Linked DNA regions of Homo sapiens: regions 2 and 3 are each linked to region 1. Evidence: chromatin loops called from intact Hi-C (ENCODE). Cell type or tissue: heart right ventricle. All regions are shown on one strand. Each heading gives the region's core, and the rest is flanking DNA. Links, peaks and the distances in the headings are about the cores only. Region 1 has its middle 150 kb from the start of CD8B2. Region 2 overlaps LINC01594 (long intergenic non-protein coding RNA 1594). Region 3 has its middle 55 kb from the start of SLC5A7.

Region 1 (10,592 bases), core at 2,533-7,532:
CAAAGGCTGGTTTGGATATAAATCATTCACACAGGAAAACATAGCAACACAAGATGGTAAGTAAGTTCCAGGTGAATGACACGGAGAGGGAAGCCCCTATAAAGATTGTGGGTGATGAGATAATATAGGTGAGAGAGGAGGCATGGAAGAAGTGAGTTCTGGGATTGGTTTGATTCTGGCCTTGACTGTGGCTTTAGGCAAACAGAATATTATTTGTTTACATTTAAGATGAATTTCTAGGGGAAGCCCATGCAAAATAGAGTGTAAATATCATATAATGCTGCCTTTTCCTACATAATGTAACACTATGCTTTTTGGGAAAAAAATGATTTGTTTCTGTATCTAATTCCCCTAGCTAGGCCAGGGATAGCCAGCCCTCTTGAAGACATTAAAAGCCAGTAAAACCTAGTTAAAAGGTGTGCATCACACTGATTCTTGAAGGTAATATTTGAGTGAGCCGACTGAACTGACTGAATAGCAGTCAGACATTCTATTAAGGTGTTGGGGTGGAGAGAAGGTGAGGGTGCATTTTATTTCTTGCACCTAAGAAGATATGGTCAAACATCTCTGGAAAGGTATGTGTGGGTTTTCATGAAAAAATGTGGTATTTAGTAGAATGCTATAGTTACAATATTATTTTCTTGGTGAAAGAATAAAAACAATACAAGTAAAAAGTATGTAAATATGTCCCAGAAGAATGGGGTGGAGCTGTGGATGCCCGGTGGATCTTGACCACATATTTCATTGGCCTTGACTTGGCTTAGGAACTTCTTTACATGGCCCAAGGTGCTCTATGAAGCTAATTGTTCATCAGTTATTACACAACTATGAGTTGCCTCTGTGTGTAAATATACACATATCTGTTACCTAACCAGAATTTTGGTGGAGTGCATTTCAGATTTTCACTTTGACCTCTCCTACTCCTGAAGAGAAATGTCTCTTTTCTGCTCAATTATAATTTTAATCCAGATTCTTCCTCCCCTTCCTCTTCTTTTTCTGTCTTCCCCCTTCTTTAAATTTCTCCCCTTCTTCCTCCTCCCTCATCTTCCTTTTCTTTGTCTTGGGTTCTCATATGGAATCGTAATATCTCACTCAGATGAGTAATTTCTTATATCAGGGACTACGTCCTCATTCCAAAGGACTCTCCTACCCATCATCACGTGTCTCCCTTCCCTCTTGCAGTCTGTTCTTTAGCATGTCAATCTCACTACATGTTATGGGTTGAGTTGTGTCCCACCAATATTCATATGTTGAAGTCCTAGTCCCTTATATCTCAGGATGGAAGTTTATTTGGAAACAGAGTCATTGCAGATGTAATCAGTTAAGATGAGGACAAACTGGATAGGGTGGGCCCTAATCCAATATCACCAGCATCCTTATAGAAACAGGAAATTTGGACACAGACCACACACAGGGAGGAAGGCAGAGATTGAAGTGATGCATCTACAAGCCCAGAAATGCCAAAGATTGCCAGCAAACCACCAAGAGCTAGTAAAGAGATAATGGAACAGTGTCTTCCTCACAGCCCTCAGAAGGAACCAACCCGGCTGACACCTTGATCTCAGACATCTTGCCTTCGGAACTGAGCTAATAAATCTTTCTTGTTTAAGTCATTCACTCTGTGGTACTTTGTTATGGAAGCGCTAGCAAACTAGTACACACTTTTACAAGTGTTCTTAACGTATGTATACATTTAATCCCCTCTTTTATTTCAGAAGTGACTTGAGATGTTGGTATCAAAGAGATAGTAAATCTTAAAAAGAATTAACATTGGATTTATAGAGTGCAGTTGAAGAAAGACAAAGCAGGAATTCTGACAATAAACTCATATTTCCTCTCAGCATTTATTATGAATCAAATTAATTTGGAAGTAGAAAAAGGTGTATTGATATTTAAACCTGTGAAAAGACTCGTACCTTCACAGAGTTGTTGGCCAAAGTTCTGAGCTTAAGGTTAAACTGCAAGCTCCATGAGAGCAGTGACTCTGTTTTGTTTAACATAGTATTCTCAATACATAGTGCAATATCTGGCATATAGTAGGTACATAATACATTTTTATTGATTGCTTGTCTAGGGAAATAAATTTAATCATGTGGCAAAACAGAAATCGTGGGCAAAACAGAAGGCAGATGCCGTTGCTCAAGTGAGAAAAATATTAAACTGACTTCGTTAGGTCTGAAGAGATGTATTATCAGTTTCTACCTGTCCAATTGGGGGATCATTTACTAAACATTCCTCAGATGTGTAGCTCAATGTAGACTCCACAGAGAGTGCAAAGAAATAATGTTTCATACTCTTTGGCTTCAAGGGGTTTATGATCCAGTTGGGGAAATTAGACATTGAATGGAGATAAGCAGCAATAATACAATAAAATGCTCAGACCTATCTCACTGATGATAATGCTGTGGGAGGTCCCAGGAAGAGGCATGGGTGTGGCCATAGAGATTCACACAGAATGTAGAATGAAGTCTCTCTGAGGCAGTGTCTTTCAGCTGTGCATCCCCAGGGTACCAAAGAGCTTGGTCTTCAAAAAGAGTTTGTTGAATAAACAAATGGGAAAATGTGAGGTTGGCCTAGAGAGTTAGGTTTAGGGTGGGGGTGGAGAAGTATTCCATGTGGTCAGGATTGGCTTCATGGGCATGTCACCCCTAGAGTTGCATGGGGCCCTATTCTCAGAAGGGCCTGACACTTGACTGATGTGCTGCTGCTATATGTTGAAATTCTTAATGACTTTTGGACAAGGGGACTCACATTTTTATTTTGCACTGGGCCCTACCAATTGTGTAGCTGGCCCTGCATATGCTTAAATAGCACTAAAGTGTTTGCTTCACGGATGCAATCTGCTGCAGTGGCACAATGTTTTTAATATAATTTTGAATTCTGCCTGGAAAGGACCTAAGCCAACCTGGTCATTGACAATTCTTAATCCCTTCTTTCTGGACTGTATAGTCGTCACGAAGAAGTTTGGGCTGGGTAAGGAGAGTTAGTTTCTCCCTTAAAGCTTCATACTCGCTTTACTACCAAGCGTTAACAAGAGCAAACCTCAGAAAAAATCAGTCTCTCATACCTGCATTAACTGAACAACCACATGGCCTGTCTTACAGGCTCAATGAAGCCTGTGGATTCCGTCTTTTTGGAGCTCAGGCCACCACTTGCAGGAAGGATTTGTCCACAACTCTAGGTTAGCACAACAACATTACAGAGCAGGATTCTCCAGCCTTATAGCTGGCATCAGGGAACTGATGGCTGAACAAGGGTTCCTTAGGGACAAAGTGGATGTAACAGATACAAGTCTCTCTGGATATACTCCATGGATGCAAAGACAGGCAGCGCCTAGTTTATTTCAGTCAATCCACATATCTTGAGTACATTTATCTTTCCCAATGACAGCCTATTTCTAACTTCCATCATGCTATGACAGGTCACTGTCTTCTCCGATGAAAACCTCTCCCTGATACTCAGTAGGATCATTAGAAAAGATTCAAGTGGGCCGGGCATGGTGGCTCATGCCTGTAATCCTAGCACTTCGGGAGGCTGAGGTGGGTGGGTCACGAGGTCAGGAGTTTGAGACCAGCCTGGCCAACATGGTGAAACCCTGTCTCTACTAAAAATACAAAAATTAGCTGGGCATGGTGGCATGCGCCTGTAGTCCCAGCTACTTGGGAGGCTGAGGCAGGAGAATTGCTTGAACCTGGGTGGTGGGGGTTGCAGTGAGCTGAGATTGTGTCACTGCACTCCAGCCTGGGCAGCATAGTGAGACTCTGTCTCAAAAAAAAAAAAAAAAAGTTTCAAGTGTTGGCTGTGATGTGAATAACAGGAGTTCTTATAGCAGCCACTGTGCTGCCAATCAGGAAACTGGTGGGTTGTCCTGGATCTACACATTTTTATCTTCAGCAACTTGTTAGCTTGAGTGAACACACCTAATATTACACTAACTGTATTGAAGTAGTTAAAAGTAAATGGCAAACACTGTGACAAATGCTTTAGGTAGGTCACATCAGTTAAACAGAGTCCCTGTCACTCCCTAATGTCTTGAACCCATGGCTTCTGCCACGTATGCCCCTGTTCGTCTTCTGCAGTTTTTTGAATCTATGAAGTATGAAGGTTGAGGGTATGGGCGTTGGAAGCTAGGTGATGGAATTTACAGTTGACTCCGCAAGACATTGGTCAGCCATGATAAAAATGGCATGTAGGGGAGCACATGAAAGTTCTTTAAACAGGCACTCTTGAGACGGCTTCGGGTCCCAATTCTGCCATTCCCTGGAGGTATGGATTGGTTGCTACTTCATCTCTCTGGGGCTCAGCAGCCTCCTCTATAAAAAGCATAAACTGGATGAGTGCTTTTTAAAGATTTTTGTAATTCCCAACTGCATAATTTTGTATTCTACCTGGTGGTCATAGGCAGGATGAACTATTTGTGGAAGGAATATAAGTAGAAATTGAAGTTGGGAAAGAATAAGTACATTTTAAAATTTGCAGACATATCTGTAAACATTCCATACATAGTATGGAACGACTTAAATTTATCAGTTTATTAAATCCTACCTACACCTTTATGCTATAGGCACTATGGGACAAAGTTGCTATGTGGTGAAATTTTTCCTATTTATGCACTGATGTATTCACTGTACTCTGGTTAGTGTAGGATTAAAGGTGAAATTTCTTCTACTGGCATCTTTCTAATAATGATTTCATACTTTGTATGCAGAGCACTAGGTGGCAATGTTGCATCTTTTTAAAATCAGTTTTCCTTTTAGAAGAGAGAAATGATGGGTGAGATACTACTTAAAATAATTATTACGTTTTAAATTGTAGCTTATTTTGGAATCATATTTCCTAGGATTTGTTCATTGTTGGAAATGTGACAGGAAATCTTAATCCCTAAGTTCAGAGAAATTGGATTATTTTTGTTGTTAGAGGTAAATATCCCAATAGCTACGTAAAATAAAATCTCTCTTATGGTAATAAGGGAATTTGAATTTCTCCTTTAAAGGGAATTTAGAATCTACCCTGAAAATATTTAGAGAATGGACAGATTTTTTTATTCTCCACAGAAGAGAGTGCAGAAGCCAGCATTAATCTTTTTAAAGTATATCTGTTTTCAGAGAAAAAAAAAAAAGTCTATTCTAAAAAGCAAAGGTCATTTTGGGTCATTATAATCATATACTTTTGGGAGAAAAGAGAAGTTAATCTCACAGAGAGATAACTCTTTGCAAAAAGGCAAATTGCCCAATGCATGGTTTTCTCAAGTGAAGGTGAACTCTTGAAAGAAAGGGAAGTAAGTACACAAGACCAAGGATTTAGAGAGTGTGTGTTATCTCCTGGATGACAGTGAAAGTATAGATTCATCTCTTTCACAGCTACTGGCTCTAGAAACTATCAATTTAGAGGAAAGATTGTTTGTATGTTCAATTATCTGAGATTGGTTTTCTCCAAATACTGTTATATTGACAATGGACAAGTGGTGGCAGGAGGAAGAATGAATAATATGGTGCTAGTCTTATTTACTCTGCCTGTCATTAATGTCACAAATCCTCACTTACTGATAAAACACACACCCAGCCAGTGTCTCAGAGAGCCGCAGAAGGTGGTTTAATATCACAGTTGGGCCAGCAACTCTGGAGCTGAACTGTTTGGCTTATCCTAGCTCCGTAGCTAGGGAGTCAATGTTTCAGGGTCTTGACTTTCTCATCTGTAAAATTTAAAAATTGTGCCTTCTGTCTCTTGGAATTGTGAAGACTCAATAAGTGACAGCTTTAAAAAAAAATCAAGCACAGTGCTTGAAACATAGTAGCTTTTCCCATAGTCTTCCCTTTGTACTGAAGGTTGACCAAAACAACCCTACCATCATCCAACCTGAATTACTGGCCAAAGTAAGATTTATAACTATTTATTTTAATTTAATGTATGTATATATTTTCTACTCATAGCCATTTTCATAGCAAATTCATAAGTTGTTCCACATTCAAAATAAGTCACTGCCCTTTTAAAAAAAAACCCATGAACTGTTCCCCGACAAATAAAAAGCAAAAACAAATAAAAACCCTCATCTATAAAACAATGGCCTCAACAAGTGACTTGATCTTGTGATCAACAGTTTTAAAACTGCCCTCACTTAGAGGTTTAGAAATTCTTAAGACAAATAAATATGGATATGGAAGTTTGGTTTTGATTTGATTTCCTAACCTTATTTAATTTTTAGATTTTTAAAGTTTTTGGATAATTTTCGTTTGTCTAATTCAACAGGCAAAAATAGAAGTGACGCTAGCATGCCCTATGATAAACATTCTTCTATAAGTTGTTGAAATGATTAAACTTTATTGTCATATATATTAGAATACATGTTATATAATACATATATCATGTTACAGATATTATACATATAATATATATAGTCCACTAAATTGATGTTTCTTGGAACTAGTATCTGTGGAAGAGATAAATCTGTGTTCTTCACTGCTAAACAGGAGAAAACATCCACTCTCTCTAAATCATTGGTCTCATCCCTTCTCTTCCTTTCAACGATTCACCTTCACTTGAGAAAACAACGCCCTAGGTAATTTTCCTTGTATGCAAAAATGTCTCTTAGATAGAATAACGTCTTTCTTCTCCCCAAAGTATACGCTTTGAAATAATGAAACCTTGAGTTGAGAAGGTTCTTTCTTGTGAGTGTGACAAGAAGCAGCACAATCTTCCCAAGCAGGCGAATGGGAAGATGAGATCCCTTGTTATGGAAGGATCTCTGGGGACGGTAACCAAGGTGAATGATGATGATGATGATGAAAGCTGAAAGCCAACTGCTCTCCTAGAAGTCCTTCCAAGTAAAGGCCTTATTGACCACCCAGCACGTGCTAGCCATGGGATCCCATCAGTGTTCCTGGGTCGGAGCAGTGGTTCTCAGCTTTGTCCCCTGCCCCACTCGGGACATCTGACAACACCTGGAAACATTTTTTGATTGTCACACCTGGGAGAAGGGCTACCACTGACATCCAGTGGGGAGAGTCCAGGTATGCCACTAAACATCCTACAACACACGAAAGCCCCTGCCACAAATAACTATTCAGTCCAAAATGTCAACAGGGCTGTGGCTGAGAAAATCTGGCTTAGAAAGAGCTTCCTTGTTATGGGATCCAGAGCCCTCTTGTATAGGTTAAAATTGTTAGGTGAGAATAGGATGTCTGGGCCGCAGGTTAGCACTGAGAAAGCCCTGCAGTAGAAAGATACAGAGTTTTTACCCTTTGCTTTTTTGTATCATTATGTCCAGAGAAAAGAAAGCTATGCGTGGGCTATTGTAGAGGACTTCAATGATCTTTCTAAGGAAATTACACAAACTAAAGATTGTATACTACTATTACCTAATTACTTGAACACAATATGGGTTGTCATTCTGGATGAGCCTGTTAGAAATAATCAGTGTTTTACTGGCATGTAAAACAAGACGGAAGTGAATTTGAGGACTAATATTCAATTGAGGCTATGCTACACAGCAGGTACTAGGGATACGCTGGTGGGCAAAAAGTTGCACTCTTCATGGAGCCGACAGACCTAGGGCAAAGACAATTGCAAATCAAATGATAACTTAAATCAATGTAAAATTAGTGTGTGGGGAATGGGTTGGGGGAGATAATTGTATTGTTCTTATTATATAAGTGATATCAATGTCCCTCCCCAACAGGGTTTGTTCAGATGGACACAAGGCCTTCTTCATAATATCCTGGGGTACAAGGTGGGCTGCTTAACCATGTTGATGTATGGAACCAGGGTGAGAATTCTAAAGGAGGGTCCTGAAGGTACAGCAAGGACTCAGTTGAGGCAAGTGGTTCAAAACCAAAAATATGGCCATAGGTCAAGATAGCAGGCATAAGCCAAGATGGACACTAAGGTTCTGAGAAGTTCAGTGATGGAGAAACACACAGAGGGGAAGGAAGGAGAGCCTGGAAGGATCCGCAGACCATGGCTGGCTCACTGCCTGTGACTCTTCCTGTGGAAAAAGCAGAGCTGGCACCCTTCCCCCAGAAAGCCTCTCCCTTAAGAAGGGTCAGGGGGAAGAATCTCCTAGGGTTTGATGATCAAGTGCTCTTAATGAAGTCCTGAAACTTTTTCCTGTGGGGTATGAATCTCTGAAACCACTGTACCAGTTTGCACCTTCTGCGATGTACCAGTGCTGGGCCTGGCCTTGCTATCATCAGGATCCCAGTACTTTTTTTAAAAAAAAAGATTCTCTAATTCCCTGCTAGGTTGCTGGAGTGCATGGTGGAATATGGGGCCTTAGGAGGTTAGATGAAGTGGGTAGTTGAAAAAAACAAGTTGCATGTCCATGGAAAGGAGAATGGAGTAGAGGCCAGAGAGCTGATGACCTCTGTCACCCCAGAGGTGTTGTTAAAAGTTTATACCAGAAGACATGGAATTACCCACTACTTTAAGTCAGCCTCTCCCTCATTCCAATATTCACGGCCTTCTTTTTCTACACCACTGTGCCTCTTTGCTGTTCCAGGCCCTACACTGTTTGTTGTTTGTTTTGTTTTAATGAGGGGTACTTTTTGTCCTTGCCTATCATGAAGGGGCTATCCTCATGAACAGGGACACCGTGTTGCACACTTACAGGAGACATCATGCCCAACACAGTGTGTGAGAATGATGCCCCTGGGCTTACTCAGTGGACAACCCTTGCAGGAAGCTTATGCGTGTGCTGCTGGATAATCCACAGGGGAAGTGCGGGCAGCTGTTGTTACCAAGCCTTCCTCCTGCAGGGATGAGAAGAACGCAGGAGTCTGCCTTGGATTGATGAGCTCCCCCAAATAGGGGGCGGCCAGCATGCCTCAGCTTGATTTCCTTTTCCTCCCTGGAACTGGAGGTCATGTCCTCTCTCAGCTCTGGTTCCTTCCCGTCTCCCTCCTTCCCCCAGGATCTGTCTGCTTGTTTCAGCCCCTGACATCTGCCCACATTGCTCCCACAACCTTCTCTCTCACCACCTACCCTATAAAACCCTTCTCTTGTTTTCCTGGGAAAGGGAAGCTCTTGCCTCTCTCTCCACTCCGTTTACATTATTTTTTATGGCTCACAGTGTCTCCTCTCATTTTTTTAAATCATTTTTTATCATTTGGATTATCCCACCCTTTACCCTGTGATCAAGATCCATATTTGGAAGTTTAAAATCAGGATATTAACTGTTTCTTGTCCTTTGCATTCCTGCTGTAATGCAATGCCCCTGACTAATGAAGCAAGTAGAAACTATTGGAAAGAAAAAAATACAGAAATGAATGTACCAAGAGTTGACCTTTTTGAATTCATGGGTAAATGGCCTGGTCTTCCTACTCTTATGTGAGTTCCAGGATGTGGGAGCCATGTGTCTTGTTCTGTGTTTACAGAGCTTCTGGCATAGTGTCTGACACAAAGCAGACACTGAACAAATATTTGTGGGCTGAATAAATAAATGAACATTATCATTTCTGTGGACATTGTTTTATATCAGTTTAGGGTTGTTTTCAGTTGCACATAAATGAATCATTATTACAGATGTTTAACCAAATGGGCAGCTGTTTTTTCCCTCATACATCTAGAGGCAGGGACCCGAGGATGGAGTAGCTATATGCAGTTGCCACCAAGAAAACAGTTTTTTTTGTTTTTTGTTTCTTTTTTGAGACGGAGTCTCGCTTTGTCGCCCAGGCGACGGAGTGCAGTGGCCTGATGTCGGCTCACTGCAAGCTCCGCCTCCCGGGTTCACGCCATTCTCCTGCCTCAGCCTCCCAAGTAGCTGGGACTACAGGCGCCCGCCACTAGGCCCGGCTAATTTTTCTGAGTTTTTAGTAGAGACGGTGTTTCACCATGTTACCCAGGATAGTCTGGATCTCCTGACCTCGTGATCCACCCGCCTCGGCCTTCCAAAGTGCTGGGATTACAGGCGTGAGCCACTGCGCCCGGCCTGGAAACAGTTTTATTTTTCTGCTCTGTTCTTTGCATAAGGCTTGTGAACGCAGAGTTCGAAAAGCCTTATGCAAAGGTGGCTTTATGCAAAAGCCTTATCCAAAGGTGGTACCACCTCCAAGCACACGATGAATCTTTATGATGAACCAGATGAACTGGTGTCTTTTCACTGGGAAAATTATCGCCTTCCCAGAAGCTTCACTGATATCTCATTAAGCAAGCTGTATTGCCCCTTGCAGCAAGAGACCTGGAAGTTACATTTATTTTCATCTAAGCATATCATCACCTGTATTCTCTTGGTGTCTACTACAGTTGTAAGGGTTTCTTACTGATCATGTTGTGTTTACATTTTGTATTTTATATTTTCGATTAGTATAAAAATATTAACTAACAAAAAAATTTTATAAATATAATTCCTAGCATTATATTTTTGAGAAGCTTTTCTTATAAGACCTAAAGCTCCTTAAAGGAGGAGACCTAGAAATATTTTTGACAATGTCTTTTAAAAAAACAAAACCTTGTTGTAATCATGCTCATGAGTGTAATCCAAACTGATTGCATCTGATCAGTAATTTAAAATTTAGATTAAGCAAAAGTGAAAATGAAAGATAAATTATCTCTTTAAGGAAACATCCAGTTAGTATACTCCTACTCATCTGCACTAAAGG
Region 2 (10,592 bases), core at 3,299-8,298, 1.6 Mb after region 1:
GGTCTCAAGTAGTAACCGTGGCAGTCTGCCGCAGACCTTCTATTCTATTTCTTTAATCTGTGTCTCTCCTGCCACTTATATAACATAGCCTTGACTACTATAGCCTTGTAATGAAAGAAGAATTCAGAAGAAATGGAAAAGAATGCCCCTATATTTAATAATTTGATTTTTAAAACCGTTTTGCAAAGATATATCCTGGCCCATAGGTTTCACTGGTGACTTTTTAAAAACAATTCAGTAACAAATAGCACCACTGTTACATAAAATCACATAGAAAAGAGGAGAGAGACTTCACAGCTTATTTTATGAAGCCTACATAACTTTGATATAAAGACTTGACAAGGATATTACAATAATAATTACTTGCCATTTCTTTCATAAACAAAAATATTTGTAATTAGTGAACAAAGTCCAACAATTTATAAATGTATGATAACAAGTTTTTTATCCTAGGAATATAAAAATGGCTAGAAAAAATAAGTAAATATAGATGGAAAAGAAGTGATAAATTTCAATATTTATTATTGATATTTTATTTTATTTTTAACATATTTCTTTTTTATAATCTCAACTTTTATTTTAGATTCAGGTGGTACGTGTGCAAATTTGTTACATGGGTATATTGCAAGATGCTGAAGTTTGGGGTACAAATGACCCCATTACTCAGTTAAGTTAGCATAGTACCCAATAGGCTGTCTTTCAGACATTGCTCCCCTCCTTGTCTCCCCTCTCCAGCAGTCCCCAGTGTCTGTTGTTCCCATCTTCATGTCCATGTGTGCTCAGTGTTCAGCTTCCACTTATAAGTGAGAACATGCAGTATTCGGTTTTCTGTTCCTGCATTAATTCACTTAGGATAAAGGCCTCTGACTGAATCCATGTTGCTGCAAAGAACATAATTTTATTCTTTTTTATGGCTGTATAATATTCCAGGGTGTATATGTACCACATTTTCTTTATCCAATCCACCATTGATGGGGATCTAGGTATCTAGGTTGATTCCATGTCTTTGCTATTGTGAAAAGTGTTGTGATGGACATATGGGCACTTGTGTCTTTTTACAGAATGATTTATTTTCCTTTGAGTACATACCCAATAATGGAATTGTTGGGTCAGATGGTAGCTTTGTTTTATATTCTTTGAGAAATCACCACCCTGCTTTCCGCAATGGCTGAACTAATTTACATTCCCATTAACAGTGTATAAGTGTTCTTTTTTCTCCACATCCTTTCCAGCATCTGTTATTTTTTGACTTTTTAATAATAGCCATTCTGATTGGTGTGCAATAGTATCTTATTGTGCTTTGACATGCAGCTCTCTGATAATTAATGACATTGAGCATTTTTTCATATGCTCTCTGGCTGCTTATGTGTCTTCTTTTGACAAGTGTCTATTTATGTCCTTTGCCCTCTTTTTAGTGAGGTTATCCATTTTTTCTTGTTGAATTGTCTAAGTTTCTTGTGGATTTTTCATATTAGAACTTTATTAGGTGTAGATTGCAAATGTTTTTTCCCTTTCTGTAGGTTATCTGTATACATTGTCGATAGTTTCTTTTGCTGTGCAGAAGGTCTTTCATTTAATTAGATCCCACTTATCAACGTTTGGTTATGTTGCAATTGCTTTTGAGAACTTAGTCCTGAATTTTTGGCCAAGGCCAATGTCCAGAATGGTATTTCCTGGGTTTTCTTCTAGGATTTGTATAGTTTGAGGTTTTATATCTAAAGATTTAATCCATCTTGAGTTAGTTTGTTTATATGGTGAGAGATAGGAGTCTAGATGCATTCTTCTGCCTATGGCTAGCCAGTTATCCAAGCTTTCTTGCCAAACTGTGAATAAAAGAGAACTTCCTCAAACTGGTAAAGATTTTTTTAATTAAAAAATAATTCTTAATGATGAAATGTTGAGATGAAGGTGGAGATAAAGATACCCACTTTAACAATTTCTTTTCTACTTAGAAGTGAAGAATGAATCAATGTTATGAAGTAAGAGAATGAAATAAGAATTATAAAGACAAAAGGGAAAAATCATTATTTGCAGACATCACATTGTATATGTAGAAAATCTGAAGGAATTTACAGGCATATTGCAACTAACAAACAAATTAACAAAGGTTCTAAAGTACGAAAAGATGTAAAAGTAAGTGTATCCTCGTATACCAAAAACACACAAAAGGAATGTATATTTTGGAAATTAAAAATACGACAATATCCATAAATAAATCTAACAAAAGATATCATATAAGATCTCTGCATTATTATGTTAATCTAAATAGAGGTATATGTCATGTTTGCATATCAGAAGACTTAATAAAGACTTACATTCTTTCAAAAATAATCTTTAGAGTCCACACTCTAAATACAGGGTCTCAAACCAATTCCCAGAAAAGCTGTGTTATAGTAATTAAGGTTGTGTGCTGTGGGCAGTAGCAGAGACAAATAAACCAAAGGAACTAAACAGAAAATCTAGAAACACATCCCCACACTTTATTATGGTGGAGGTAAATTGTAGTGCAAAGAGAAAAGAAACGTCTCTTCAAATAATAGTTCTGGGTCAATTACACCTTCACATGAAAAATGTCAACATTGATTCCTACTTCACAGTTGATTAAAAAGTAGACTCCAGATAGACTGGAGATCTGAGTATGAATAGTAGAACAATTAAACTACCAGAAGAAAACATAAGAGAACATCCTTGTGACCTTGGAATGAGCGAAGATTTCTCAAGCACAACAAAAGAGCTGCAGTTACTAAGAAAAACATTGATAGACTGGACAATAATCGATTTGTCTCTCAAAAGGTACAATTAAAAGAGTGAAATGTCAGGTCTATGCATTGGGAGAAGATATTTGAAATAATCACAATTCACAATGGACAAACACCCAGAATATGTAAGTAACTTCTACAAGTCAAAAAGAAGAAAACATTGTAGAAAACTGTTTCACAAAAGAAAATATCCAAATGGCCACTCAACATATAAAAAGATGCTTGAGGCCGAGAGCAGTGGCTCATGCCTGTAATCCAAACACTTTGGGAGGCCGAGGTAGGCGGATCACAAGGTCAGGAGTTCAAGACCAGCATGGCCAATATGGTGAAACCCCGTCTCTACTAAAAATACAAAAATTAGCTGGGCGTGGTGGCGTGCGCCTGTAGTCCCAGCTACTTGGGAGGCTGAGGCAGGAGAATCACTTGAACCTGGGAGGCAGAGGTTGCAGTGAGCCGAGATTGTGCCACTGCACTCCAGCTGGGGCAGCGGAGTGAGACTCCATCTCAAAAAATAAAAAATAAATAAATAAATAAATAGGTGCTTGATTTCATTAATTGTTATGGAAATAAAAAGCGGAACCACCATATAGTGTTATAACATACCTATAAAACTCTCTTACACATCTTAGGGGTTTATAAATTGGCACAACCACTTTGAGAAACATTTTGGCAATGTCTGCTAACTGCACACAACCAACCAAAAACTAGAAACTTCCTTTCAACGGTTGAATAAAGTAAAAGTAAATAAAGGTTTATTTACACTATGGAATTCTATTAAGTAATGAGAAAGAATGAAATACAACTGCATACAAATTGGATGAATCACCAAGACAAACTGAACGAAAGAAGCCAGACACAAAAGGGTACGCACTGTATGATTCCATTTAAAGTTCAAAAAAAGAATAGTGTTTGAAATCACAGTAGTGGCTGTCTTTGATGTCAGGAGAAGAAGGGAGTAGGTCAGGAAGGGAACATAAGGGGGACTTCCTGGGAGACAGTGATGTTATTTTTCTTAATCTGGGTACTGGTTGCAAAGATTTCTTCACTTTGTGAAATGTAATCAGTTGTATTCTTATAATTAGCATGCATTTCTGTTTGTCTGCTATTCTTCAGTAAAGTCTTAAAATATTAGTAACAATATTATGTGTAAAAACTTGTCAAGGGATTTTTTTAAATGAAAAACTAGTAAACAGATAACAAAAATTTACATTTTCCATATTGGAAGCAATATATAACGCCACTTGTTCATTGATGAAAAGATAGGCTCCACTTTAATAATAAAAGTGCTGTTTTTTGGGGTGATATAAAAGTGTGCTTGCATCCTATCTGAGCCACAGAATAGGTGCAAACTGAGCTGCAGTCAACTAAAAATCCAAATTCCTCAGAAAGAGCTCTGATTGTCTCAGCTTTTTAGGGTATCTTTGGCCAGAGAGAAAGATCCTGTTTTATAATCGTAGATAATCCTTCTCGAAATATGTGAGAAATTCCCAGAAAAATAAAAAAAGCAAAGTAAGAGTTAGCAGTAATTGGTGGTGGATTCATTTGGGTTATGTGGATGTTAACTTGATTTTCTTATTTTGTGACCTAAGTGGTTATGTTTAGAATGTACATTTCAAGCACAGTGCACTTTTCCCCAGCATGTGGAAAAACAAGGAAACATCTCAAGTGTTCTAACATCAAAATCCAGGCAACCAGATGGATTCCAGAACAATGAAGCTGAGTTTTTCTTTTCTCCTTCATTACTTCTCTTAGCTTGACTTTCTCAAAAAGCTGAGCCTAACATAGCTTATGAACCATTATTTTATTAGAAGCACACTCCCACATAGCAGAAATGAGGAACAAAGCTAGTAAAACAGAAGAGGCAGGGGAGCCAAAACAAGGACACATTACGCAGCTGGCCCTTGATAACTGTGGAAACTGAGCCCTTGCTCAGTTAGTGGAAGCATACCTGAAAAAGCCATGTAAAGACCATGCGATGGCTGGCCCTCAGAGGAGGCAAATACAAAAACACCTTTTAGAATATGAACTCCCCATACTTTGGGGCTGCACACACCTGGGCATTTCTGGGAAAGACGGCTGAGTGTGTGTTGTGGGCAGGAGGTGAAGGACGGCTAGGTGGCACCTGTAGAGAGCCCAGACAGAGCTAGAATGAGAGATGGGGGAGGATAAGTGGGTCTGAGGGGCATAAGAGGAATCTGGTACGATGCCATTAGCCAGATTAGAAAAACATACCATTGTTGCTGCAGCTATGGAAAGCAAATTCAAGGAAAATTTTCATTACCGGTATCATCTGTGATGTGTTGTCTTAGAAAAGATAACACCAAATCAATCTGAATTTATCTCAAGTTTAATATGAGTGTATTCACTTGAACATTCTGTGTCTGAAAATCAAAAAGAAAAATGTAAAGTCTCCCTCTAGTGTCCAAACTGTTATTTTACAATTCTGTTGGCCGTTAGACAAATAAATTTTGACAACAAAATATTGTTTAATCTTGTAGAGAAAAAAAATTGTCATTATGTGATATCAAATTATTAAATGTAAAACAGGAATCAGTAATGTTTTTTATAAAGATTGAAGGGTAAATATTTTAAGCATTTTAGAGCACATATAGTCTCTGTTGCATATTCTCTTTGTTTTGGTTTGTCTTATTTTAGCAACCCATTAAAAATATAAAAATCATTCTTAGTACACTGACCATACAAAACAGGCCAGACTAGATTGCAGTTTACTGACACCCTTGAGGGATGCCACCTGTTGCTAAAAGATACATGTAGTTATTTCTATATATATTTAGAACTAATATTTATTTACTTATTGTATGCCATATACATATTTTGATATGTATGTTTATAAAATTAGGAGGCATTTTGTCTTTAATGGCAAATAGTTACAATGTCAATTGCTTTACAAATATTCTTTGTTTCTAATGGTTTATGCCTAGGTTAAAATTCTGAAGAATCCTGATATTTTGGCAGACTCCTGGTATTTAAAAGAAACTTTATCTCATGCAGAAATTCTTAGCACAGTATTTCTAAAAACAGAGTCTTTTTACAGCTGGCCAAAATGTTTCCATTATACTTTTTTCAAGACTTCCTGTCTAATAACTAGATGGCTCTAGTTGTGTAAATTTCTGAATTTAAAACAGTTTGTTAAAATTCATTTAAAATTTTGATCTACATGTGGTAATTTTGCTCTTAGAAGGTACTCAAGACTGAGCTCAGTGGCTCACCCCTGTAGTCCCAGGCAGGCAGATCACCTTGAGCTCAAGAGTTTGAGAACAGCCTGGGCAATATGGCGAGACCCGATCTCTACAAAAAATACAAAAAAGTAGCCGGGCATGGGGGCCTGTGGTCCCAAATACTCCAGAGGCTGAGGTGGGAGGATCACTTGAGCCAAGGAGGCGAGGTTGAAGTGAGCAGAGATCAGATAGCGCCACTGCACTCCAGCCTGGACTACCAAGCAAGACCATCTCTAATAATAATAATAATAATAATAATAATAATAATAATACTCAAGCCTGTCCACTCCTTCTTCCATGTTTATGATTTCTAACATATTTCAAGATGTTATAATCCCCCACCAGTTTTCCCAGATTTCCCTTTATCTGAGATTTTTGAGATGCCACAAGCAACCAGGTTGTAGAAACTTATCTTTGAATTTGCTGTTTCAGACACAGTGCCTGCTTTTAATAATTATTAGCCTTATTACTTGGAATAAAACATTTATACTCCCTGATCTAGAGAGAAGCAAAATGGCAAAGTGGTTAAATCCAAGCACTCCAATCATAAAAATGGAGATCAAATCCCTACTATACCTCTTATTAGCTGCAGGTTACTTACCACCACTGTACCTCTGTTTCCTCATCTATAAAATATGAATACTAATAGCACTAACATCATAGGTTTCTTGATAGGCTTATTGGCACTAACCTATGTAAAATGTTTATTTAGTGACTGGAACATAAAAACTTCTTAATAATGACTTATAATTTCATATATTTTATCAATAATTATTTGTACATGTAATTTTAGTGCCTGATTAATATTACATCATAAATATGTGCTATGACTCATTTAACAATTTCTAACACTGAGATAATTTTTCAGTTTTGCATTTTAATTTAACAATGCAGTAAACATCTTTGTATATAAACTGTGGTCTCAAAATGAATTAGTATCAAAATAACAGCTATCTATGACAAACCCACAGCCAATGTCATACCAAATGGACAAAAACTGGAAGCACTACCTTTGAAAACTGGCACAAGGCAGGGATGCCCTCTCTCACCACTCCTATTCAACATAGTGCTGGAAGTTCTGGCCAGGGCAATCAGGCAGCAGAAGGAAATAAAGGGCACTCAGTTAGGAAAAGAGGAAGTCAAATTGTCCCTGTTTGCAGATGACATGATTTTATATCTAGAAAACGCCATCGTCAAAGCCCAAAATCTCCTTAAATTGATAAGCAACTTCAGCAAAGTCTCAGGATACAAAATCAGTGTGCAAAAATCACAAGCATTCTTATACACCAATAACAGACAAATAGAGAGCCAAATCATGAGTGAGCTCCCATTCACAATTGCTTCAAAGAGAATAAAATACCTAGGAATCCAACTTACAAGGGATGTGAAGGACCTCTTCAAGGAGAACTACAAACCACTGCTCAATGAAATAAAAGAGGATACAAAGAAATGGAAGAACATTCCATGCTCATGGGTAGGAAGAATCACTATCATGAAAATGGCCATATTGCCCAAGGTAATTTATAGATTCAATGCCAACCCCATCAAGCTACCAATAACTTTCTTCACAGAATTGGAAAAAGCTACTTTAAAGTTCATATGGAACCAAAAAAGAGCCCGCATTGCCAAGTCAATCCTAAGCCAAAAGAACAAAGCTGGAGGCATCACGCTACCTGACTTCAAACTATACTACAAGGCTACAGTAACCAAAACAGCATGGTACTGGTACCAAAACAGAGATATAGATAAATGGAACAGAACAGAGCCCTCAGAAATAATGCTGCATATCTAAAACTATCTGATCTTTGACAAACCTGACAAAAACAAGAAATGGAGAAAGGATTCCCTATTTAATAAATGATGCTGGGAAAACTGGCTAGCCATATGTAGAAAGCTGAAACTGGATCCCTTCCTCACACCTTATACAAAAATTAATTCAAGATGGATTAAAGACTTACATGTTAGACCTAAACCATAAAAACCCTAGAAGAAAACCTAGGCAATACCATTCAGGACATAGGTATGGGCAAGGACTTCATGTCTAAAACACCAAAAGTAATGGCAACAAAAGCCAACATTGACAAATGGGATCTAATTAAACTCAAGAGCTTCTGCACAGCAAAAGAAACTACCATCACAGTGAACAGGCAATCTACAGAATGGGAGAAAATTTTTGCAACCTACTCATCTGACAAAGGGCTAATAACCAGAATCTACAACGAACTCAAACAAATTTACAAGAAAAAAACAAACAACCCCATCAACAAGTGGGTGAAGGATATGAACAGACACTTCTCAAAAGAAGACATTTATGCAGCCAAAAAACACATGAAAAAATGCTCATCATCACTGGCAATCAGAGAAATGCAAATCAAAAACCACAATGAGATACCATCTCACACCAGTTAGAATGGCAATCATTAAAAAGTCAGGAAACAACAGGTGCTGGAGAGGATGTGGAGAAATAAGAACACTTTTACACTGTTGGTGGGACTGTACACTAGTTCAACCATTGTGGAAGTCAGTGTGGCAATTCCTCAGGGATCTAGAACTAGAAATACCATTTGACCCAGTCATCCCATTACTGGGTATATACCCAAAGGATTATAAATCATGCTGCTATAAAGACACATGCACACGTATGTTTATTGTGGCACTATTCACAATGGCAAAGACTTGGAACCAACCCAAATGTCCAACAATGATAGACTGGATTAAGAAAATGTGGCACATATACACCATGGAATACTATGCAGCCATAAAAAATGATGAGTTCATGTCCTTTGTATAATAATAATAATAAAATAAAATAAATAAATATTTGTTTTCAGATGTATAATTATTGGGTCAATAATCTTATACTCATGGCCACACAAGGCTCAATTATTTTAAAAAATGTATGCCAATTTGACATTCCATCAACAATTCTTGAATATCTAAGTGAACCTTCATCAGTATTAAGTATTTTTTAAGTGTTTGCTAATTATTAGGGGTATCAGTAATTCTTTTTGGATAGCAAATAATTCACCTCTCTGGAAATAGTTTAAGGTAAATAGTGTAAATTATTCAGGACTATATACATGTGTTTTAGAACTATGAGATGTCTTCTGGTAAAAGTGAATAAAATAAAGCAAATTTTTTTTAATATTTTTACTGAATATTTTATGTATCTATTGACCACATTAAATCACTTTTTAGTCTTATTTAAATCTGTGGCATCATTTGCTTTTAGTAATCTATAAAAATCTGCCAAATTCCATTTTCTAATCTAATTTTGGGGCATTTCTTCCCCAATTCTCCAATAGTAGAAATTCTGCCTGAATTTCTACTATTCCTATCTTCTTTAGATTAAGGGAGAGGGATTTTTTGACAATATAGCTACACGGGTCATGCGTATATTGATTAAATGCTGAGATAATTTTAATGACATTTTACTCCTTTCCACACACACAAATTGGTCTAAATTAAACAGATTCCCAATAAAATATATATAATGTTATATAGTATTAAAGATACATATAATAAACATTAAATAAAAATATGTTATGAGGGTAGGTACCGATGAAAACATTAAAACTCAGGCAAGGCCCAGTGTGGTGGCTCAAGCCTGTAATCCCAGCACTTTGGGAGGCCAAGGTGAGCAGATCGCTTGAGCTCATGAGTTCAACATCAGTCTGAGCAACATAGTGAAACCCTGTCTCTATAAAACATAAAAAAAATTTAGCTGGATGTAGTGGTGCATGCCTGTAGTCTCAGCTACTCAGGAGGCTGAGGTGGGAGGCTGGCTTGAGCTAGGCAGCTAGAGATTGCAGTGAGGCAAGATCCTGCCACTGCACTACAGCCTAGGTGATAGAGCCAAACATTGTCTCAAAGAAAAAAAAAACAATAACTCAGGCAAAGTAATTACCAAATATCATAATATATTATGTATCTAAAAATAAAAGCAAAGCATATTTTAAATTTTTTGTTAATTCATAGCATGCCTATAGAATAGTGCAATACTCAATATCATTAGTCACAAGGGAAATTCCTGTCATACCAACTGAAACAGAGTCCACAGGACAGGTGGGAAATCACCCAGGGAATAAAACTTTACTCCAAGAATGTAACTCTTTGCAAGCCTGGATGCCAAAGCTGTCTGCTGTAACATGAAGCCAGTTTAATCCAATGGCTGCTGAAACAGCCTGCTGTGATTCTAAGAGTAGTTTTACCCAACATTGTCATTTACCAATCAGAGCTTGCCAGCTCCCAAAAATCTTACTAGTGCCAATGAACTTTCTTTCAGAACACTATGTAACATTCCTCCTTTTTATAAAACTTCGAATCTTGTCTTTGTTCTTCAGACATACTGAAGACCACACAGTCTGTGGTGTGTCCCAAATTGCAATTCTTGTTCCCAAATAAAACATTTCAAATTTAGAAATTTTCCTTTTTATTCAATTTGAATTTGACAACTGATAAACAAAATGTAGTATAACAATGCAATGGAATATTTGCCATAAAAGAAATGAAGTACTGATATATACAACTACATGGATGAACCTGAAAACAGCTTGCTACAGAATGGGGATCGACTGATAATGGGTATAACATT
Region 3 (10,592 bases), core at 3,741-8,740, 1.3 Mb after region 1:
TGAGTTAAATCAGTTTTAATAATCAAGTATTTAAGGTTAATTTCTCAGCTTATGGTGTTCTCACCCTGTACAAAATTAAAGACTAAATCCTAAGATCATGCAGAACACAAATTTGAGTGTCTGGGTTTTGTTGCCGTTGGCACTCTTTCCAAACCTGTGGTCCAAGGCTGGCAGCATGCTACATATGGCACCTCTGGACTGGTGAAAACAGTTTTGTTTTAGTCCTCCTTTCATGGGCATGACTCCTCTTTCCAGCTGCTTCTTACTCAGGGGCCTCAGTTACATTTAATTTAGAATCCGGGGAATACAGCCTTAACTCTTCTACAGAGTGAATATGAAAACTCTACCTCAAGACATAGGAAAAATTCCAGTGTCTTTTTTAGGTAATGGGTAATTTCTGGCACCTGGGGATTTTCTTTTCTTATCTTCCAGCTCAGCTATGCTTCTTATTTTGCTTTTATTTTGCTTATTACTTTTTGCTGTCATAAATTATGCAGCTCGTCTCTATGTTTAGAATGGAGGTGGGAGGCCAGTGTTGCACAAGAATCGAGTCTGGCATGTTGACTCAGAGACTCTGGCCAGCACCACTTTGCCTGGTGGGGAAGGGTGCCCTCAGTGCAGATTGAGACCAGGTGCACGAAGAGTGAGACAGGCAGAGCAGGGACAGTGAGAGGGAAAATAAGCAGGTGTGAAGGTCTTCACATGGCAACAAAAAACTCATGCCTTTGTTTCTTTGTAGGACCAGAGGTCAATGGAAATTTTTAAGTATTAGCAGTGCATGGCCAGAATTATTTTTGAAGATATTCTGGCAGTCTGTAAGATAATTGATGATAAGGAGTGTAAAACATCTAGTGAGAAAAACAAATTAGAAGGCAGATGGTAGGTTAAGCTGAGATTATATGATAAGGAAGATCATTAATGCAGTAGTAGTTATAATGGATAGCAGGCTAAATTTAGGAAAAGTTCCTGACGTAGACTTGCAGTATTTGGTCACTAATGAAGAATGAGGAAAAATAGAGCTTGGGAGGATACTGAAGTTGCCATTTAGCAGGTCTCTTAGTCCATGCAGACTGCTATCAAAGAATATCATACAATGGGTGGCTTATAAACAACATATATTTATTTCTCAAGTTGTGGAGTCTGAGAAGTCCAGGATCAAGGCATGAACAGGTTATATATCTGGGGAGGGCCTTCCTCCTGGTCACAGGAAGCCATCTTCTCCCCATAGCCTCACAAGGCGGAGAAAGTAAACAAACTATCTGGGCCTCCTTTATTAGGTACAGATCCTATTCTGAAGGCTCTGACCCCATAATTTAATTACCTCCCAAAGGCCCAACCTCCTAATACCATCAACTTGGAGATTAGGTTTCGCCATGTAAATCTGGAGGTACACAAATATTTGGTCCATGGAAAAGGTACAATACATGAAGTCATGAAAAACTAGCAGGTCAGATTTGGATGAGGCTGTACCATACCCAGAAATCTGTCTAGTGGTCACATGAAAATGGTGCTCAAATAAAATAGTCAAAGCTAGAAACATACATTGAGGAAATGTGAGGCACACAGAAATAAAGTGGGACAGGTGGACCACATCTCTAGATTATGGTAAAGCAACAAGACATCAGAGCCAAGATAAAACATGTGAGGATCCCAACTGTTAAGGAGCAAGTGAGGAAGGAAGAACAAACAAACACAAATGAAAAGTAACAGCTAGAAAGTACAGAAAGAGAATACAGGAGACATGGCAGCGTTGAGGAGAAGCTGCATGTTCTAAAGAGAGAATCGATCATCAGCACGCACTGCAGAAAGTGTAATAGGAAAGATACTGCAAGTAAGGAACACATGGTCAGCATTTAGATGTACTGAACCATTTTATTCCTTAAGTGGGGGAGTACTGAAGAAAATATGATAAAATATTCACACAAGTTATACTCTGGATGGTTCACTTGTGGATATATTATGTTGTATGCTTCCTGTACTTCCTATGTGTCTAGAAATATGCAATGTGTCGTTATTAAAATTTAGTAGAAATTTAAAGTGAGAAAATTCAGCTCCTGATTAAGTTGGGCAATTAAAAGAGCTTAGCTACCTTATTAAACGTCTCTCTGCAGTAGTAGTAGGCACACATCTCAGGTCACATTGGATGGAAGGAACACGCTGGGGAGGAGGTGAGGACCAAGAAGACAGTCTATTCCTCTAGAAAGTCTGGAAGTGCAGGAATGACTGCAATTAGAGTAGTTGCCTGAGGTGGCAACAGGATTGAAGGAAGAGTTTTTAAAATGTTTAGCATGGGTCACCGGTTTGTGGACTCATAACAGAAAAAGAGAGATTTAAGATTTAGGAAGAGGCACAGGAATAGTCACTGATGAGTCCTGGAAAACATAAGCCTTATTCAGGTTAATAATTATAAGCCACTTGGGAAATTTTTAAGTGCAGTATTCAAATTATCAGTTACTACTGAGCAACGGTTCAAATCTAAACACCAGTTTTCCTGGACACAGAATGTGTCTTAAATAGAGATTTCCTATCCAAGCTTTACAAGGGCAAACTCCACAAAACTCACTCTCAGAAAATGCCCAACTTGCCCTAGGGGTGGACCGGTGAGAGCACCTTATTGTTTCCCAAATCTCAAAGAGCCAGGGAGATAGCAGGCAGCAGGCTGATGCTATGTGCAGTAGTGATTGATTGCTGTTTAGTAAACCCTTCTGTAAATACAGACATCCAAATTTCTAATAATCTCAGAAAACAGATAAGCAAAATGGATCTTTAAGACCTCTTTCAACTGTAATTTCATCAACATGTAAATTTTTATTAAATCTAAGATACAGTAAAAAGAGTCTAGTTTTAATAATTAGTTTAATTGGTTTCAAATTGTTTGTATGTTTGGCATAAAATTTTCAACTCAACAAATGGAAGGAAGCTAGATATAGCTTAGCATCCAGAGAACATTAGCTTTATCTTAGCTTTTTCTGCATTATCAATGACAAACATTTTTGAACATCAACTATACGTATATGAAGCACTGATCTAGGCATAGCAAGGATTAAGATAATAATACATCTGCATTCTAGGAATTCACATGCCAGCAGAGGAGACAAGCAGATGCAAAGCCATCTCAATAAGAGCAGAATGTGGGCTGAGTGTGGAACTAGTTTGGTAAAATTTTAAAATGGAAATTTTGTACTCATTTTACATTTTGCCCCAATAACAAATAGGTAATTTTAGATATAGAAGTGAGGAAAAAGTAAGAATACATGGGCTACCTGTAAATCTGCATATCATCCTTGAGATGAGAAAGCTTCAAAAGGCAATGGCATTTGCAGGGGCCGAAGTGCACCAGACTCAAAACCTGGACCTGAATTTGTGATTCGTGTCCCACTCTGCCACTTTCTACCCTGTGTAAGCTTAGCAAGGAAATTTAATCTCTCCAAGTCCCTGCTTCCTCATCTGTAAAATGTGGCTAGTGATTCCTACCTCAAAGCTATGCTAAAGATGAAATGAGATAATGCATTTTGAAACTGTCTTACAAATGTAAAGCTTTATATAAATGTTAGTTACACATACACATGAAGGGAGTCATAAAAAGAAGAATGTTGTTAAATATTGAATAACCTAAATACATCTGCAGAGAATATGTATCCTACGTGTAATGTAAATACTCTCAGGAATAAAATATTCATTAGTTTAATAAAAGCAATGAAATCTATGCCCTAGTATTCCTCCTCATTAGTAACCCCAGAAATGATACATGACTTTTGATTTGATATGATTCCATATAGGAGATAGTATGTTTAATCATCTACATTTTAAATTTCAGTTTTAGATTATTAGGATGGGGGAAAGGGTTTTTTTTTCAAATATGTTTCACATTTTTATAAACCTAGACATAGCCAATAAAACTACAAAGCTTCTAGCAAAGAAAACACATTTTCCGCTATGAGATCATAAAAATAAAATATTGATTACACTGGGTAGTATTTTAAATTAACTCACAGTGCTAGATTTAATCACATTTTATGATTATATGAATTACTGTTTCTCTTTGCTTGCTTTTTTTTTTCTCACTAAAGACTACACGTTTTAAAGTTTCTATCTATCATTTCTGCACAGAAGCCACAATTAGTTTACTTGTATTTTAAGTGAACTCCACCTCCTGTGCCTAAGAAAGATAACAGTATATCAAACCAATAAGCCACAGTGGTAGAGTCAACAGAAAATTCAAACCAGAATGGGTCAAACATGAAGGGATACATGGAGGACAGTTGTGTGGATCTGGCTATGGGTTCTGATTTATAATAATGGCTTACTCATTTCTGCAATGTACTAAATAGGCTTATGGCTTTTCATGGTTGAAATGAAAGGATTTGTTACATATTACTTGGAAAATGTAAAACATCTAGAAAGAGTATTAGGAATGCATACATTTGCTTTCTAGATCATAAAACCAACATAAATAATTTAGGCCAGACTGGAAAACTGTAACTCACTGTTCCCTAGCAAGGCCCATTGCTTATCCATATTTGATGGAACGTACATATTTAATGAAAGAGGAACAGTATTCCATTGCACACTGAAATGAAATGCTGGTTGTTCTGTAATTAAAGGGAAAGGAGAAAACACCAGGTTTGCTTTTCACAATTCAGCTTCCAGGTGGTGACTCTTGCCTGAGGGAGAGGCCTGCCATTTTCTCCTGCCTCAGTTCTTTCCATTTCCTCTTAAAGCTGAGAGGCAGAGGGCAGGAACCGTGTTCGCTTGCTCACAGTCTTTCTTTAAACAGAACTCTCTGCAGATATTTAAAGCCCATTCCAGATGTGTTTGCCTCACTACCCCAGGGAGATTAAAGAAGAGGCCCAGAGGACTTTTTAATCTATGGGCCAGTTTTGTATACTTTCGTAGAAGGCTTTGGCCTATATCTGAGACAGAACTGGGCAAGGCTTTGCAGTGCCGGGATGTGAAAGGAAAGAAGAGCACATTTCATCCAGACTACTCATTTCTGTATTCGCATAGAGAGAGACACACTGAGATCATGCATTTTGCCTGAGTTTGAACACAGAGAGAAGAGATGCACAGGGAGAAGCCTGAGAAACAAAGCAAAGAACAAGGAACATTGCTTTGTGGCTTGCTCATGCTCAGAATTTAACTGTCCAACATGTAGCCCTCTGGGTAAAAATGCCTATGTAGCCAGAAAGATCCCACAAACCTACAAAACCCCTAAAAAGTCATATGTCAAGGCTTGATGAATCATTTATACCTTGACATGTATTAACATAAGGCTGCTTGCTGTGTTTTAGGAGAAATGAGCTACAGAACAGATGAGTCTTTCTGGGAAAACTTACACAGATCCAGGGCAAGGAATAATACTCCAAAAAGAACAATCAGTGATCACAGTATATATTGGCTGGTATCCCAGTACTTACAGATCCGTACTGGGGACACAGGCCCTAGGAATGTGGGGTGGAAGGAGCTCTGATTGAAGGGGTCACAGAGTAAAACTTTAGAACCAACTCAATATACGTTTATTTCATACATAATGGCCTTCCTGTTACAATGCAGGCTATCAAATCAATATGTCTAAATGATTCAAGAGTAATGCAGACTGGAATATTGGATTGCAGAGGGCAAACCTAGAGCTATTAGGATGAGAGAGAGAGAGAGAGAGAGGGAGAGATATTTCTCTCTGTGGGTACCTAGGAGAGGAAAAGAAAGGAGATACATTGAAGAGAAATATCACCTTCTCAGAATCTTGCCTAAAGTCAACCATGTCACTACATTCAGAGTAAGTACAGTCATTGCTATTTATTTGTTTATTTTTTGAGAAACAGAGCCACCCTACCATTTTCAGATTCCTTTTCAGAGAGACAGAGGTGTAGGGACTGTTGAATGGGCAGGCTCATGGGCAGGCTCAGCGAAATAACAGAAGGGAACTCAAATCTCAGGCACAACTCTGTGGCCAGAAGCATTAAGATCTCTTTCTTTTTAAAATATAAAGATTGAGTCATCCACTCCCTAAAAGGGATAAGGGGGAGGATTTGGCTATGTAATTGGCACATTGCCACATTAGCTCATATGGTAGATGAACAGAACTATATGCTTTGATTCCTAGCAATGTTCATGGCTTAATGCCAACTTCAAAACTTTAAAAATGCTATTCTACTGTCCATAAGAGGAAATTTGGGAGACCAGTAAGGAATTGATTTTCTCGGGATATTTCCAGTGAAAACTCAGTTGAAAGGAGACGAGAAGAAACAAAATAATTATTTGTGAATGTCTTTAATTGACACAAAAACAGAAGACATCAAATTCAATCAGCAATCAACTCCTAGCCAATGAATGCATTTACTAAATTATCCGTAATACATTTATCCTCAAGATGAGGGCCTGGAAAAACAAGCATTCTAATTTGCTTCACCATTAGATTTGACATTTGGGCTCAAAGTTGTCTTTTAAAAGGTACAGAATACTAACCTACACAGATATTGAGTTTTCTGTGTAATTTCTGTCTTAGTTTCTTTGAAGCCTTTTCCTCTGCCTCCCTCTACTGATTCAAATGCAGCAAAGCAGAAGAAACCCAAGTAACTGGTTTGGCTAAAAGTTTAAATTGGAAGAAGAAAAAATACAGGGAACTCCAGGCTCCTCACGCTAAATGGCAAGGTAACTTGCTCGTCAGTCCTATATTTCTCTTAGTTTGGGCATTATCTTTATCTTCTGTTTTGTGCATTTTTTTTTTAGAATACCAATAATGAGATCTTTAGAAGTAGTGTAGAATAAATTGGGAATATCCAGTCAAGATACTACAGTAGAGCAACTATGATCAGCACTGGTCAAGCTTTTCGGAGACAGAGCTGGCTCTTCAGAACTGGGTGGTTTTTCCTAGGAATGCAGGAAACGTGATGCCTATGCCCCTCTAAAAGATCAAGGGAACGCAGAGAAGAGACGACACAATGTCAGGAAATCGTGGCCCCTGCTTTCTGCCAAGCTCCTCAAGATAAGGACAAATCTTACAGGAACAGAAGAAGCTGAACTACATGCCAATCACATTCAACAAGTTCCTATCAAATGTCTGAGCTACAAGTTGACAGAAAGGAAAAATGGAACACAAAAGCACTTGCATTATGCACTCATATTACATGTGAAGTGTGTGAGTGAGAGGACGGGTGAAAATGTCCACTTTAAATGACACTAGGAAGGCTTCACTAAAGACATGTTTACAAGCTCTCAATTATAAGCACCTTAAAAGGATGGGTTTCCCAGCACAGAATCAGAGATTACAGTGGCATCATGGAGATAAGGGTGGAGGTCTACAGCAAAACAAGACGGAAAAGCTTGCTAGGGGTAGAGATGTTGATAGCATCAAATAATATTTCAGTGTTATTTAATTACAGTTATCATGTGCCATGGCTTTACACATTAACTTTGTTTATAAACTGTGATAGTCTTCAAATTATTCAAGGGCATTCCGTGTTATACGTCCTGCCATACTGTCATTGAGAAACACCATGATTCTGATTTTTAGTACACTTTCACATTTACTTACGCACCATTTATCTGTCATATATATTGTACAGAGGCTTTCCTAAGCCTTCAGAAACAAATTAAAAGTGACCTTTACTACCAAGACATTCAGTCTAGCAGAGAAGTCACAAATATATTTCATTAATAGCAATACTATGTAATAAGATAGAAGATAAAAAGTAAACACAGTGGATATGAAAACACACAGAAGAGAAAACACAGGTGGAGAGGGAACAGCGGGGAAAAACACAGGGAGTTTCCCTAGATGAGGGACACATGAGCTACCCATCTGCCATAAGGTGCCCAGGAAAGACCTGAAGACATGAGTGAGACTTTATAGACTAGTCTCCAAGTCAGCCTCCAAGAATGGCAATAATTATAAGTTCAATAGTTCTGAATCTCACAGGATGCTAAGATCAGTATCTTCCATTGTTTCTGCATTCCTTTATCAAGTAAAATCTCATTGAGTGCTTACATGGAGCACTTTTTTTTTTTTAACTCTTTTAGGTCTCTTGAACACAGCAGGAAAACTGGAGAGTCAAGGTTATTACCCTCCAGGAGCTTCCAGCTGGGAGACAGGGAACAAACTAGTGGCTTACTGACCAGGGAGTTTGGCTTACAATAAGCCCTAGAAAATAGGGTGACATGTTAAAAGGTGAAAGGGACAGGGTGAGGGGAGCATGCAGAAGCTGGTCACAGACAGCTTCTTTGAGGCACTGATACGTGAGTTCAGAACTGAACATGAAGAAGGAGCAGGCAAGTAAAAAGTTGAGGTGGGACGGGAGGCATCCCCTGCAAAAGGTATGGCCAGGACAAGCACTGAGCCTGAAGGAGAGAAGGAAGGTCAGTGGGTGGAATGCATGGATTGTGGGGAGGTGCATCAGGAGAGATTGGAAAAGTAAGCAGGGCCAGAGGGGGATAAGGAGTTTGGGGTGTATTTTAAGTGCAGTGGAAGTGATTGAAGGAAGTTAATAAGTAGGAGACGACAAAGCCTGATTTACCTCTGAAGACAGCCACACTGGCTGGTGATAAGTGGAGAATGGACAGTCGGAGGAGAGGGCAAGAGTGAAAGCAGAGACCGGATCTGAGGCCGCTCGGGAGCTCCGGCTAAAGACAATGGTGGCTTAGACTAGAGAGATGACAGAGATGGAGAAAGTGAGGTCACAGAAGAGCAATATGGTGCAGATATGAGAGACAGAATGATTTTCAGTTGATTCCTGGGTATTTGGGAGATAACCTGGAGGGATAGTGGTATCTTTTACTGACCTTTGGTATTTTTTTTGAAAATTGATTCAAAAGGGATGATTAGAGAGTTAAAGTTTGACAGGAGGAAGGTGGGCAGCTTCTTATAGGCCAATGTGGTAACACAAGGAAATGTGTCTGTACAGGACCGGAGAGAGACCAGCAAATTCACAAAATTCTATGGGACCCACCCTCTGACAGCACTGTTTGTTCCCAGAGCATGGGATGGGCCTCCTTCTGCTCTCCCTGAGTCTGAGCTTGCGGTCTTCTTGGTGGCTTATGAAGGGAACACGCTGCTCCACCTGTTTCTAAGTGGGGCTGAGCAAAGGGGAAACAGTTCTTTAAAAGAGAGGGCTGGCCGGGCGCGGTGTGTCATGCTTGTAATCCCAGCACTTTGGGAGGCCAAGGCGGGCTGATCACGAGGTCCAGGAGATCGAGACCATCCTGGCTAACATGGTGAAATCCCATCTCTACTAAAAGAAAAAAAAAAAGAAAATTAGCTGAGCGTGGTGGTGCGTGCCTGTCATCCCAGCTACTCGGGAGGCTGAGGCAGGAGAATCTCTTGAACCCGAGATGCAGAGGTTTCGGTGAGTCGAGATCGCACCACTGCACTCCAGCCTGGTGACAGAGCGAGACTCCGTCCAAAAAAAAAAAAGTTGGGGGGGAGCTTACGCTTTTCATTAAATGTATACTTAAAATTTTAAAAATAGAAAACGATGGGCCAGGTGCGGTGGCTCATGCCCGTAATCCCAGCACTTTTGGAGGCCGAGGCGGGAGGATCATGAGGTCAGGAGATCCAGACCACGGTGAAACCCCGTCTCTATTAAAAATACAAAAAATTAGCCAGGCGTGGTGGCAGGCGCCTGTAGTCCCAGATACTCGGGAAGCTGAGGCAGGAAGATTGGCGTGAACCCGGGAGGTGGAGCTTGCGGTGAGCCGAGATCGCACCACTGCACTCCAGCCTGGGCGACAGAGCGAGACTCCGTCTCAAAAAAATAAATAAATAAATAAATAAAATAAAATAAAAAACTATGGATTTACAATCTTTTAAAACCTAGAGATCTGCTAGGCCTTCTAACTCATTTTTTTATAAATGAGAAAATACAGACCAAGAGACAATAAGTGATTTGCTAAATTCATACTGTGTTGCTGTTACTAAGAGAGCTTGTGGCCTTATCTGACAGTTGATGCTGAAGTATTTTCTTCATACCTCTGAGTCTCTCAAGTCAATTTCAAGTAGTGCTCAAGACTTTGCTAATCTACAAAGCCAGATCACATGATTTGAGACAGAATGGGAAAAACCTTCTTTTCCTTTATACACCCAACGATGCCAACCTGGGGTAGTTGTTTGTGATGGCCTTGCTTTCATTAAAAATAGACTATACAAAAGCTAAGCAATAAAATTTAAAATAAATATAATAAAATTATGTCAAGATTTAAACTTATCTTCACATAATTAAGTGGAACCACCCAGGACCTTTGATTTAGTAAACAGTAGTAAAATATTTTATCTTTCCCAAATCTTAACCTGTTTTCATTAATTATGTGGGTTCACCAGCAGAGGGCGACGTGATACCTTTTTTCTTTTTTGCCCCCTCCCCCAACAAACAATTTAAAACAAGTGGCTAGAAAATCAGAATCCCCTTGATTACATCCTATTGATAATTCACTATTCATAGGAGCAATTAGGGATTCTCTTAATGTCAGCAGAGTATACTTGTTCATTCTTTGGGGTAAGGATATGAGACTGGGTGATCTGGAGGACTTGCTGAGAGCTGGTAGGAATTTGAAGCTGTTTCCATGAATGTTTCTGCTGTGTGAGTTAACGAACTCGAGCT

Evidence for each region. Peaks named below come from ENCODE experiments on the same cell type or tissue, not always from the same donor. Only the 100,000 strongest peaks of a DNase experiment are listed, where the experiment ranks them.
Region 2: it touches region 1 in a loop (7-fold over the local background); 15 of 110 quality-filtered maps call a loop at or near these places.
Region 3: a loop joins it to region 1, with 12 times the contacts of the local background. A loop is called at or near these places in 28 of 110 quality-filtered maps.

What each region holds. Positions count from the first base shown.
Region 1 is chr2:106,633,517-106,644,108 of GRCh38, forward strand. No RefSeq gene overlaps it. Among named protein-coding and RNA genes, the nearest start is that of CD8B2, 150 kb to the left of the region's middle. In heart right ventricle, for the core only: a CTCF peak has its summit at 4,708 (motif pointing right); no DNase peak of the experiment used is centred there.
Region 2 is chr2:108,189,854-108,200,445 of GRCh38, forward strand. All of the region lies in intron 1 of LINC01594 (long intergenic non-protein coding RNA 1594), which reads right to left. Among named protein-coding and RNA genes, the nearest start is that of LINC01594, 23 kb to the right of the region's middle. In heart right ventricle, for the core only: a CTCF peak has its summit at 5,179 (motif pointing left); no DNase peak of the experiment used is centred there.
Region 3 is chr2:107,926,656-107,937,247 of GRCh38, forward strand. No RefSeq gene overlaps it. Among named protein-coding and RNA genes, the nearest start is that of SLC5A7, 55 kb to the right of the region's middle. In heart right ventricle, for the core only: a CTCF peak has its summit at 6,535 (motif pointing left); no DNase peak of the experiment used is centred there; H3K27me3 peaks cover 429 bases.